Linked DNA regions of Mus musculus: regions 2, 3 and 4 are each linked to region 1. The links are chromatin loops, found by intact Hi-C in ENCODE. Cell type or tissue: heart. All regions are shown on one strand.

Region 1 (2,500 bases):
AAAATGATGTCCTTAGAATAAATGGCTTTTTCAATGGGCAAGTGTACATAAGAAATCACACTGCATTATGGTTATGCCACCAGCACGAACGAAACTTCCTGCAACCCAGTTTTAAGTCGCTGTGCAGTTGGGTAAGCCTTGGCCCTGGCTTCTGAGCAGGAGGCAGCTTAGCTGTGCTTGTGTTTGGTTGGATAGATGTTAGTGGCCACAAGTTTCTCATCACCGAATATGCCCTGAATGTGGGGCTGCAAGACGATTAGGAGGAAGTCTTGGCCCCAAAGCTTGGCATGTTGACTGCAGTTGTCAACTTTCCTTTGCCATAACCAAACACTTGAGATAAGTAACTTAGATGAGAAAGGTTTAGGCTGGGGATGTACCTCAATTGGTAAAGCATGCAGGAAACCCTGGGTTCATTCCCCAGCACCGTATAAAGCAGGTGTGGTGGTACATGCCTGGTACCTCAGCACTCTCGAAGCAGGAGGATCGCAAGTTCAAGGCCAGCCTGAGTTACACTAGACCTTGCCTCAAATAAATTAATAAGAAAGCCTATTTTGAGAATCTGGTATAGTCTAGGTTTGGAAGTCTGTTAGATTAGCCAATTCAAGTCTGTCTAGGGTGCCCAAGTGCTTGGTGGGCCAAATGAAGCCTGAAGAAAGCCTTATGTAGCTTAATGAATACTGGATAATTTCTGACAATCACTCTATCCCCTTCCTGGAGGTACAAGTCTACACTCTATGAGCGTTTAGGGGTCTAGTTGCTAAGAATGTGGGAACTGTCTCAAAGGTCACCCATGGCCAGCCTGGGAGAGTTGAATGAGAACAACCAAGTTATGAAAAAGGAAGCACAGATCATAGTGGCCTCAGAGGTCACCTGAAGGACCAGATCCTCCAGTGCTGCCATCCAGTGACCTTCCCTATGGTTCCAGAGCCCCTCCACAGGACGAGGGAGAGCTCCAGGAAGCACTGTGCATGCAGTTCTTGCATTCACCACGTGGGGGCACAGACATTCGCTTCTCCCCTTTCAGCTCCGTTAGCAGGGTTTTCAAGCCCTTGATCTGAGATCAACACACAACCAAATTCTACTACTCAAAAGCACTAGTGTTTATTGAGCACTACTGCTGCCAGACACTGACAGCTTTAGCCAGCTTGAAGGAAACATTTGTACGTCTTTGCAAACATGGTTTGCACACAAAAGTACAGGTTTCAAGTCACATGTCGGAAATCACAGAAGTACTACGGAACCAAGATGTAAAACCTGTCTTTTGGATTCCAGAATTCCACTCCCGTGGAATAAGAACCTTACTATCTGTGGAGCCCCTGCACAGCCTGAGTTGAACAATCCTTAGCTTGTGAATGTTTCCTAACTAATATCTCAAGCATTCCCTCAACAAATGTGACTTCTTAGATCCATTCTCCAAGCCAGAGTGTGGTCTTTTAATAAATATACAAGCAGCATCAGTGCCAGAAAGGCACATCTCTGGTCCTGTGACAGATTTCTCATAACCTACACTTAAGCGTTTCTGGGTGACTCATATACGTATCAGGGTTTACAGAGTGTGGCTTTATGTCTGTAACACCATGACACAGATGTTCCATTTAAAGACCGGATTTAGATACTGTTTTCTCACAGCTAATGAAGCAGTCAGACTGGTTAAAGACTTTCCATGGTGACTTGCACAAGGTGTGTGTTCAGTAAACTGTACTTGTGATTATAAGTGACAGCAGCAAACTGTGAGCTGTTGGTTTTTCTCAGCTGCAAAGTCCCTTGGGCTCAGAAGAGATCTCTTAGGTGCACAGCTCCAATTCCACCAGATAAGGCAAGGCTTATCTTTAGGATATGGCTTATAGGTAGGTAGGAGTGTGTGTGTGTGAAAGCTGCCACAGGGACATACTGTATCCTGCAGAAGATGTGAGTCTCCCAAGATGCCAGATACCGAAAGTGGGAACACATGCCCCGGTCCTTATATACACAAAAAGAAGGGACCCCCTCCTGCAAATGTCGCACCTTCAAGCTCACCCTCTGCCTTGAGGGGAGCTTTGTACCTCTGAGATACTAGAGGCCTCCTCTCCTTACTTCCTATTCTTGCCCTACAGTCAGCGATATGGTAGAAGGCTAGCTGAACCCCTCCTTGAAGCAGGGCTGTCTCCCCCATGCCGGCCAAGTTCAGAGACTGACACCTTAGCCACTTCCGAAGGCCACGGAGTTCACCAAAGGTCTCTTGACATCCTGTACAGTGCTGGCTCCAACCGTTCTTGGCGACCTATTTTTTGAATAACCTGGTATCATCTTTAATCTCTTAAGAAAACACTTCAATACACAACGTTTTAAAAGCGTATAGTATAAACTCAAAGATGATTAAAATAATACAAAGCAAAAGTAAATAAATCTCACTCTTTAAAAGTGTTACAGGCCAGGTGTGCTAGCCGTGTTTAAAAATCCCAGTACTAAAGGAACTAACTTTGTCGGTTCATGCACGAGTTCAGGACTAGCCAGGCTTTGT
Region 2 (2,500 bases), 120 kb after region 1:
AATTTTAAAATAAAAATAATTTTTGAGAAAACATGTTTAATGTGATTTAAACACTGTGGAATGTGTATACATATCAAAATATCACACATTATTTCCTTAACATGCACAATTGTATGCCTTTATGTACCAGTTAATAATTTTAACTAGGGCTGCGGAGATAGTTCAGTAGGTGAAGTGAGGATGTTGCATAGACATGAAGATTTGAGTTTGATCCCCAGGACTCAAGTGGAAAAGCTGAGTGTGATGGTGGTGATTGTAACCCCAGTCCGGGAAGGTGGAGATAAGATTCCCTGGGTGTCCCTGGCCAGCTACCTACCCACCCACTCGACCAAACTCCATCTCTCTCTCTCTCTCAGAGATACCAATTTTTAAATATATTTTATGCTGCTCTGTGAATGCAGTTCCCAAGGAGGCCAGAAGGGGGCATCAGATACCCCTGGCGTTGGAGTTGCAGATGGCTGAGAGCCATCTGACTGGGGCTTGACAACTCTTCAGTGCTGGGCAAGGGACCTAACTCCAGCCCTTAGGCAGGGTGTGGTGGTGCACACCTCTAATCTCAGAGCTCGGGAGGCGGAAGCAGTCTCTGAGTTTGAGGCCAGCCTGGGTGTACATAGTGAGTTCCAAGGCTACACAGAGAGACCCTGTGTAACCTTGTTTCTCACCTTTTTGAAACCTATGGTCTATTATTGTCATTCATTGTCACCCTACTATGACACAGTTATCAGGCACGGGGTTCTGAGAAGTTGGAGAACAGCTATGCTCAATCAAGGCCTTGTCCTCAGCCCTTCCTAACAGGCTCTATTTTATTGTTGTTGTTGTTGTTATTTGTTTGTTTGTTTGTTTCAAGACTGGGTTTCTCTGTGTAGCTCTGGCTGTTCTGGAACTTGCCCTATGGCCTAGGATAGACTTGAACTCATGAAGATCAGACTGCCTCTGCCTTCCTAGTGCTGGGATTTTAAGGTGTGTTCCACTCCCACCTCCACCTCCACCCCCATCCTGCCCCAGGCCCTACTCCGAGTTTTGACCTGTAGGTTTCCCAGCTGTGGGTCACTTTTCGCGTCTTCCTTTTCCTTTACCGGAGGTCTGTTGGGGGCAGCTAGAGTTCAGCAGCTCTCTGTAGACTCCCTTCCCCTGTATTGTTTGTTCTCTGCACACATATGCCCTTTCCTAACCAAACAGCGCGGAGTCAAAGAAAGCTGAATAGGTCTCATAACCCCGTTTCCTGGTCACAAGACAGACAGTCGTCATCCCTGCCTTGTCTGCCTCCTGGTGTCTCGCAGGACCTCTCTATGTCCGTATTTGTTTCCAGCCGGGGTCCGGATGTAGGCTGAGCTTTTTACATTGCCCCTTAGACAGTCTCCAAGTCACACCTCCAGTCTTGCAAAAGGCTTATTGGCTACAGAGCCCGCTTTTCATGCTCACAGCGCCACCAAGTGGCTTACCTGGTGGAAGAACAGTCAATTATCTGGAGCGAATAGGATCCATCCAGGAGGAGCAGTCTCCTCACAGGGATGCCAGTGTTCCTGCTAGAACACGCCAATACAGACCTCCCTGACTTTTTCCGCTGTGACTTTGGTGTTTCTCCTTTCCTGTCTCTGAAGGAATGGGGTCTGTAGATAGGGAACTTAAGAAACTCTCTCATACCATAGTCTAATGACCCTAAGTTTGTATGGACCTGCAGCACATTCCCGCGGCACAGGTGCCTGGTTTCCATATCTCACCCCACCCCCACCTGCCCATCACCTGAGCTCGGTGCTACCTGCTCCTCCACCCGCGATTGTGCCTGCTGCATCTGCACTTTCCTGACACCTCTGCCTTCATCTCCTCCCGCGACTCCACCTCATTCTTCTTCATCAGCCCCTCCTTGCTGTCTGCACTCCACACCCCCTGCCCACACACCAATTCCGGAAACTATACCTCTCCAAACTCCAGGTGTCTGGACTCCTGGGTCCTCTAGGCCCAGACTGACCCACGGCCAGACGACTTTGGGCTAGATTCCATGTGCTTATCCTGACCATCTTGCCATCTGTGGAAAGAGATAGGGTGGGAGTCCATGTTGAAAGCAAAGCCTCCTCACTCAGGGCCTGCTTTGAAGCCCCGCCCCTGCTGAGCTTGTAGATTAGGGACCCAAAGCCTCTCCTGCCTTTTGACTCCAAGGCCAAGTTTCATCTTTCCATCTTAACCCAAACTATCCTGCATCTACGGAGGAGGACTCTCCTGTCCCCCAAATACTTCCATGTTCCTCATCTTCACAATGCAGAACACATACGCCTTTGACCCAGAAACATTTCATCAGCTACTCATCCTGAAACCCACATGCACTTCTGAAGGATGAGTGATAGACCCTTTCTCTCCCTCTGCGACAGATTAGAACAGATTAAAAATAGATAAAGGCAGGTTTATTAGGAGTCAGCTCTCCTGTGGGCTCACTGATCCCACAGGCGGAGGTCAGTGAAGCCACACACCTGGCCTAAAGCAAGAGGATTTCATAGAGTTTACT
Region 3 (2,500 bases), 130 kb after region 1:
AACTGAGAGGGCTCCGTGTCAGCCTGAACTTAGTGGTGATAAGGGCCAGATAATGGTAGCCAAACTCCCACGGCCTCTCTAGGCCTTCTCAGGCCCGGAGGCCAGAGAAAGGGCAGGTCAGGGAGGGGCCAGGAGAGGAGGGGGTGCAGGGTGGCCGTGTCTCTAAGCTGTTGGGAACCCGAGGTCTCCAGGAACCCCAGGATCTGTTTGTGGGTCCATATCCCTTGTCGAGCCCAGACACCAGGACTGGGGGTATGGTCACCAGAAGCCCTGAGGGGTCATCAGGTTGTGAGCCCTTCCTTCCCTACCCTGTTCAATTTCCTCAATTTTACTGTATCTGTTAGCTATTTTCATGGGTAAGGTTAGGAGTGGATGCCTGTGTCCTGGCTGCCATGAATTTAGAGGCCAGAGATAATCGTCAGAAGAAGCCAAACTTGGTCACGTCGGCACAGCTCTGAGAGGTTTCTGGTGTCTATGCTCTCTGACTCCGAGAGTCACCTAATGCCTCACCTTACAACACACTCCTTTAATAACAGCTAAATCTGTGTGTGCCCAAGGGGATGACGCTCCAAAGCTCTGGGCTGTGAGTCTATCTGTACATCAAGACGGCAGGTTGTGGATTCCAAACTGAAGACCTTCAGAAATAGCTCCAGCTTTTCTGCTCATGTCAGTCGGTAGGGAGCCACAATCACGTGACAGGAGTCAGAGGTACAGTATGCAGTGATGATTTGTCCCTGAGCCACCTGTCCTTGGAGAAGGGCCTCTAATTCACGCATAGGTCACTTGAGCAGCTTGAATGGCAGCCCAGAAGTCCCACACCTCTGCTGGTGTCCTTGTCCTCTGGAGCCTTCTGCCTAGGGCAAGAATTGGAAGAAACGATTCCAGGTGTTATCGTTTCCGAAGCAGAAGACTGAAGCCCCTTTTCCGTTTCGCTAGAAGGTGTTTTCATCTGCACAACACAGCTAAATCTTTATTTTGTTTTGTTTTGTTTAAATAAAAAAATGCCTCGCTGATCGAGGCTCTAGTGCCATCTGCTGGAATTTTCAGGCATTGCATGGGTGTCTGTAGCGTTCAAATGCAGTCTTAGGTTAAACGTGCAGCTGTCTATTTATAAGTATATGCTCAGAAATAGCTCACAACATGACTGTAAATGATGAAAACAGCCTCCAGGTGGCAGGCTTACCTGGCTAGGTTAGAATAGAGGCATCGACAAAGATTTACGCTGTAGCTGAAATGATTTGCTCTTTTTTCCTCTTAAGGTATCTGAAGCCAGTGTGGCAAAATGCTAACGTTCACTAAAAGTTACAGGTGCAGCCAGGTGTAGTGGCTCACCCCTTTAATCCGAGCATCTGAGAGGTAGAGGCAGGTGGATCTCTGTGAGTTTGAGGCCAGCCTGGTCTTCAGAGTGAGTTCCAGGACAGTCATGGCCACACAGAGAAACCCTACCTCAGAAAACATACAAACAAACAAACACCAACCAACCAATCAAACAAACAAACAAAACTTATGGGTGCTCATATTGGGAATTGGTTTTATGTACTGTTCTTTGTGTTTAATATAGCCTACCATGGTAATAATTATATAGTATAGCAGTCTTTATTATGCTATAGGAGATTTCAATTCATCATGTGTTGTATACCTACATCCATATAAGGGTAATAGATAACAACAAAGTCATAGGTTGGAGCGATGACTCAGCAGTTAAAAACCACTTGCTGCTTTTGCAGAAGACCTTGGTTCAGGTCCCAGTACACGCAAGAAAGCTCACAGCTGTCAGCAACTCCAGTTCCAGGGGATCAGAGACCCTCTTCTGACCTCCTGAGACATCAGGCACACGTGTGAAACATATACATACACACAGGTATTCACATATCCATATAGAATAAAACATAGATCTTAAAGACCAACAGCGTCACAAAAATGTAAAATGGGTTGTCTGGGCTCCTGCAGGAGTTGGGTTTATAACAGAAGAGCTCCCTGGTGGCTGTTGCCATTCACAGGTCTCCTGGAGTGGATCCGGGTAACTGAGTAGCAGTCAGGCTCATGTATGGCCTAGAGAACAATGTAACTCTTCAGCAGAGTGACAATATGAAGACCTGTGTAACAGATGTGATCTTTTGTTGCAAACCACCCTGCTTTCCTCCGGGAACAGTCAGCAGGAACCATCAGAATGTCAGCAGCATGGAATCTGGACTCCGCAAAGAAGAACCCACAGAGAGGCAGAAGGAGGTTGCTAAGATGTTTACAGGTCAAGGTTCAGGTTGTAGACATGGTCACACACCTCACTCTCCCGCTGTGAGTCCTCAGGTCAGAGTCATCAGCACTGGGCACTGGGCTCGCAGGCTCTGACAATTCTGGTACAGGTTTGTGGGCGAGGGTTGGCAGGATCTTGGTCAGTACACAGTAAGCACTGTGGGGCTGGTGGTGGGTTGGGGTGGGGAAGGTGGGGAGGTGGGCATGTGTGTGGCTGAAGCAGCTCTCTTAGACTATATTTTGTGAA
Region 4 (2,500 bases), 73 kb after region 1:
GTCACGTGGCTTTAAAGGAGCAGAGGTCATTTTCCTCCACCTTCTTTTAAGCATGAGTTTTTTTTTTTTTTAAGGAAGGAAGGAGGGATTAAGAAATGAAACCGTTTCCCTCTGTAGTCCCACTGTTGTGGAATCCATTACATAGCCCAGGCTGGTTTCCAATGCACAGCGATTCTCCTGCCTCAGCCTTCCAAGTGCCGTGATTGCCTTGCTCTGGTATGGCTCTGGGGACTCTGGAGTTTTAGGTCACCATGGCCAGAGCCTATGGGAAACAACTGTCCCCTGAACGGCTTCGAACAAAGATGACACCTTCACCAACATTTTGCAAATGCTACTCTGAATCCGGGGACTGCAGACCATACCTCCACAGCAGTCCCTCACAGGAAGCACCTGGAGATCAGTCTTCCCGAGACACTAAAAGGAGTTAAACTTCCCTTTCAATCCCACAATTTATCTCCCTTCCCAAACACGTGAGGGGATCTGGTTAGGTGGAGGTAAGGTGCGGATGGGTTTTAGTCCTTTACTCTTGGGCCCTAGGGGACCAAGTCCAATTTACCTATCTCTTGGTCCGCACGCCCAGCACTCTGGGAGAGGATGCTATCTCTCCCGGCTAGCAGGGCCCTGACTGAAGGAGGCTGTCCTGCAAGTACCTTTCCTCCATCACATTGGCCATTCCCCTCCAGAGAAAGGTTCTGGGAGAGCCCCTATCCTTTAGCTCTGCTTCTCTTCCTGTTTCTCGGTTTAACTCTTCGTGCAGGTTCCACCCCAGCCACCCACTACCAGGTTCCCATTCTCAATAGAACAGGTCTTTTAGGGTGCCAGGCACTGCGTGGGTTTGTGTGTGGAAAAGTTCCCGGGGCAGATTCTTTAGAATAAGCCACAAACCTGCACTAGATGCAGGTCGATACTCGCCCTGAGCACCCCTGAGACTTGCAATCTGCGAGCTGGAAGGGCCAGAGCTGAACCCTTCCCTTTAAGCTCCTCCCTCGGAGCTCCCCGAAGTCCCCACCTCCGCCCTTGAAGTGCGCCAAGGCCACTGGAAAGAAGCCGATCACCGCGGGGTCACCAGGCTCGGCCCTAAAGCGTGAAAGCTGGAGCTCTGCCGGTCTAGCCTGCGGGAGCCTAAGACCGCGATCCGCCAGGGCGAGCAGCATCTAGGGCCGCGGAGGAACCGCGCCTGCGCCCTGGGCAAGTGAAGGGCCTGTCTCCACCACCGCTGCTCAGCCCGCTCCCCCGACCCCAGCCAAAGTGACTTCCGCCATGGAGCCACTGTGCCCCGGGCAAACTCACCGAGCGCAGCGCGACAGCCTGGGCCTGCAGCCACCAAGCCAAACGGAGCCGCTCCTGGCCTCTCCCGTGCACTCCTAAGTACCCGCGCAGCTCCGCCCTCCGCTGGGGGCTGATTCGTCACGTGATGCTTGACCGCGCCCCCGCCCCTGCCGGCCCCTCCCCCTTCATCCCGGGACTCTGCAAGCTGTGTTAAACCCAAAAGAAACTGGTGGTTTGTCTGCTCTCTTTCCATTTCGCACAGAGATGCTCTCCAGGGACCTCTGCAGGTACCCTGCACTGGGAAGATACAACATCTTCGTGACATGCATTCCTCGGGAAGGCCCCGCTGGCTCGGGGACCTGGAAATGTCTGGAGGAGCCTCCTGGCCTTATATTCTGAAGCTCAGACTATAATGGCGTAGAAATACTCAAACCAAGGGAAGCAACCAAAAACTAGAACTGGGCTGGGATTGTAGCCCAGAAGTAGAGCTCTTACTTACCAAGCCCAAGGCCCTGGGTTCGATCCCTAGTTTAAAAAGAAAGAGAGAAACCAAAACCCCATGAATTTTGTCCAAGGCATGTTATGAAATTCAGAACTCCTGCCAGGCCATATGAACCTCCCCCCATCTTGTGTGGTAAGCTAGCCAGTGAGAAGCTGGCTGACCTAGTTGATCTGACAGGTCATAGCATACCCCCACCCCCACCCCAGGGTCGAGCACCCTCAGATCTCTCCAATCCTTAGGTCTATCCTGTAATATAGGAATGGCCTCATGTCAGCATGGTATCTTGTAGCCAGGCTTGTGACGATAAGAAAGGTTTGGATCTAGTGGATTCCAAGGTTCTATTGGTAGGCTCCCAGTTAAGGACAGGAGTGGAAGTGTAGTTACTGAACCCCAGTTAAGTGGAATACAGGAAGAACTCAGAAAACTTGCGGAAAGGCAGGTCCATGGCCATCTGTCCAAGGCCAGCTGTCCCAGCTGCTGACAACAGGTAGAAACTGGCTGCTTATTTTAGGGTAAAAAGTCCAAACAAAAATGAGCAGCCTTTCTTGGCTAAAAGCCCAAAATGTCCTCTGACATGCCCAGAGCCTGGCCCTTGGCAGGAGCTAGAGATGTTTAAGTGTCTAAGCCAAAAGTGTCTCTGGCTGCCAGGAAGGGGGTCTTCAAGTCTTTTCCACAAAGGAGTGACCTTTCCTGGAAGCCATACTGAGGCTGTGACCCAAACTGAAATGA

Evidence for each region. Peaks named below come from ENCODE experiments on the same cell type or tissue, not always from the same donor. Only the 100,000 strongest peaks of a DNase experiment are listed, where the experiment ranks them.
Region 2: a loop joins it to region 1, with 6 times the contacts of the local background. A loop is called at or near these places in 39 of 42 quality-filtered maps.
Region 3: it touches region 1 in a loop (4-fold over the local background); 38 of 42 quality-filtered maps call a loop at or near these places.
Region 4: a loop joins it to region 1, with 4 times the contacts of the local background. A loop is called at or near these places in 7 of 42 quality-filtered maps.

What each region holds. Positions count from the first base shown.
Region 1 is chr14:63,194,462-63,196,961 of GRCm38, reverse strand. No RefSeq gene overlaps it. Among named protein-coding and RNA genes, the nearest start is that of Neil2, 2.2 kb to the right of the region's middle. In heart, a CTCF peak has its summit at 980 (motif pointing right); a DNase peak (open chromatin) is centred at 981; H3K4me3 peaks cover 9 bases; H3K27ac peaks cover 615 bases.
Region 2 is chr14:63,075,286-63,077,785 of GRCm38, reverse strand. It overlaps Gm35908 (a long non-coding RNA gene), which reads right to left. Exons shown (of 4, transcript XR_874690.2): 3 at 1,918-2,026; 4 at 411-1,442. Among named protein-coding and RNA genes, the nearest start is that of Gm35908, 5.7 kb to the right of the region's middle. In heart, CTCF peaks have their summits at 415 (motif pointing right) and 1,436 (motif pointing left); a DNase peak (open chromatin) is centred at 1,265; H3K4me3 peaks cover 1,007 bases; H3K27ac peaks cover 2,084 bases.
Region 3 is chr14:63,065,365-63,067,864 of GRCm38, reverse strand. No RefSeq gene overlaps it. Among named protein-coding and RNA genes, the nearest start is that of Gm35908, 4.2 kb to the left of the region's middle. In heart, a CTCF peak has its summit at 1,050 (motif pointing left); a DNase peak (open chromatin) is centred at 744; H3K4me3 peaks cover 1,251 bases; H3K27ac peaks cover 2,428 bases.
Region 4 is chr14:63,121,356-63,123,855 of GRCm38, reverse strand. It overlaps Ctsb (cathepsin B), which reads right to left and starts at 1,394. Exons shown (of 10, transcript NM_007798.3): 1 at 1,291-1,394. In heart, no CTCF peak of the experiment used is centred here; a DNase peak (open chromatin) is centred at 1,375; H3K4me3 peaks cover 1,878 bases; H3K27ac peaks cover 2,003 bases.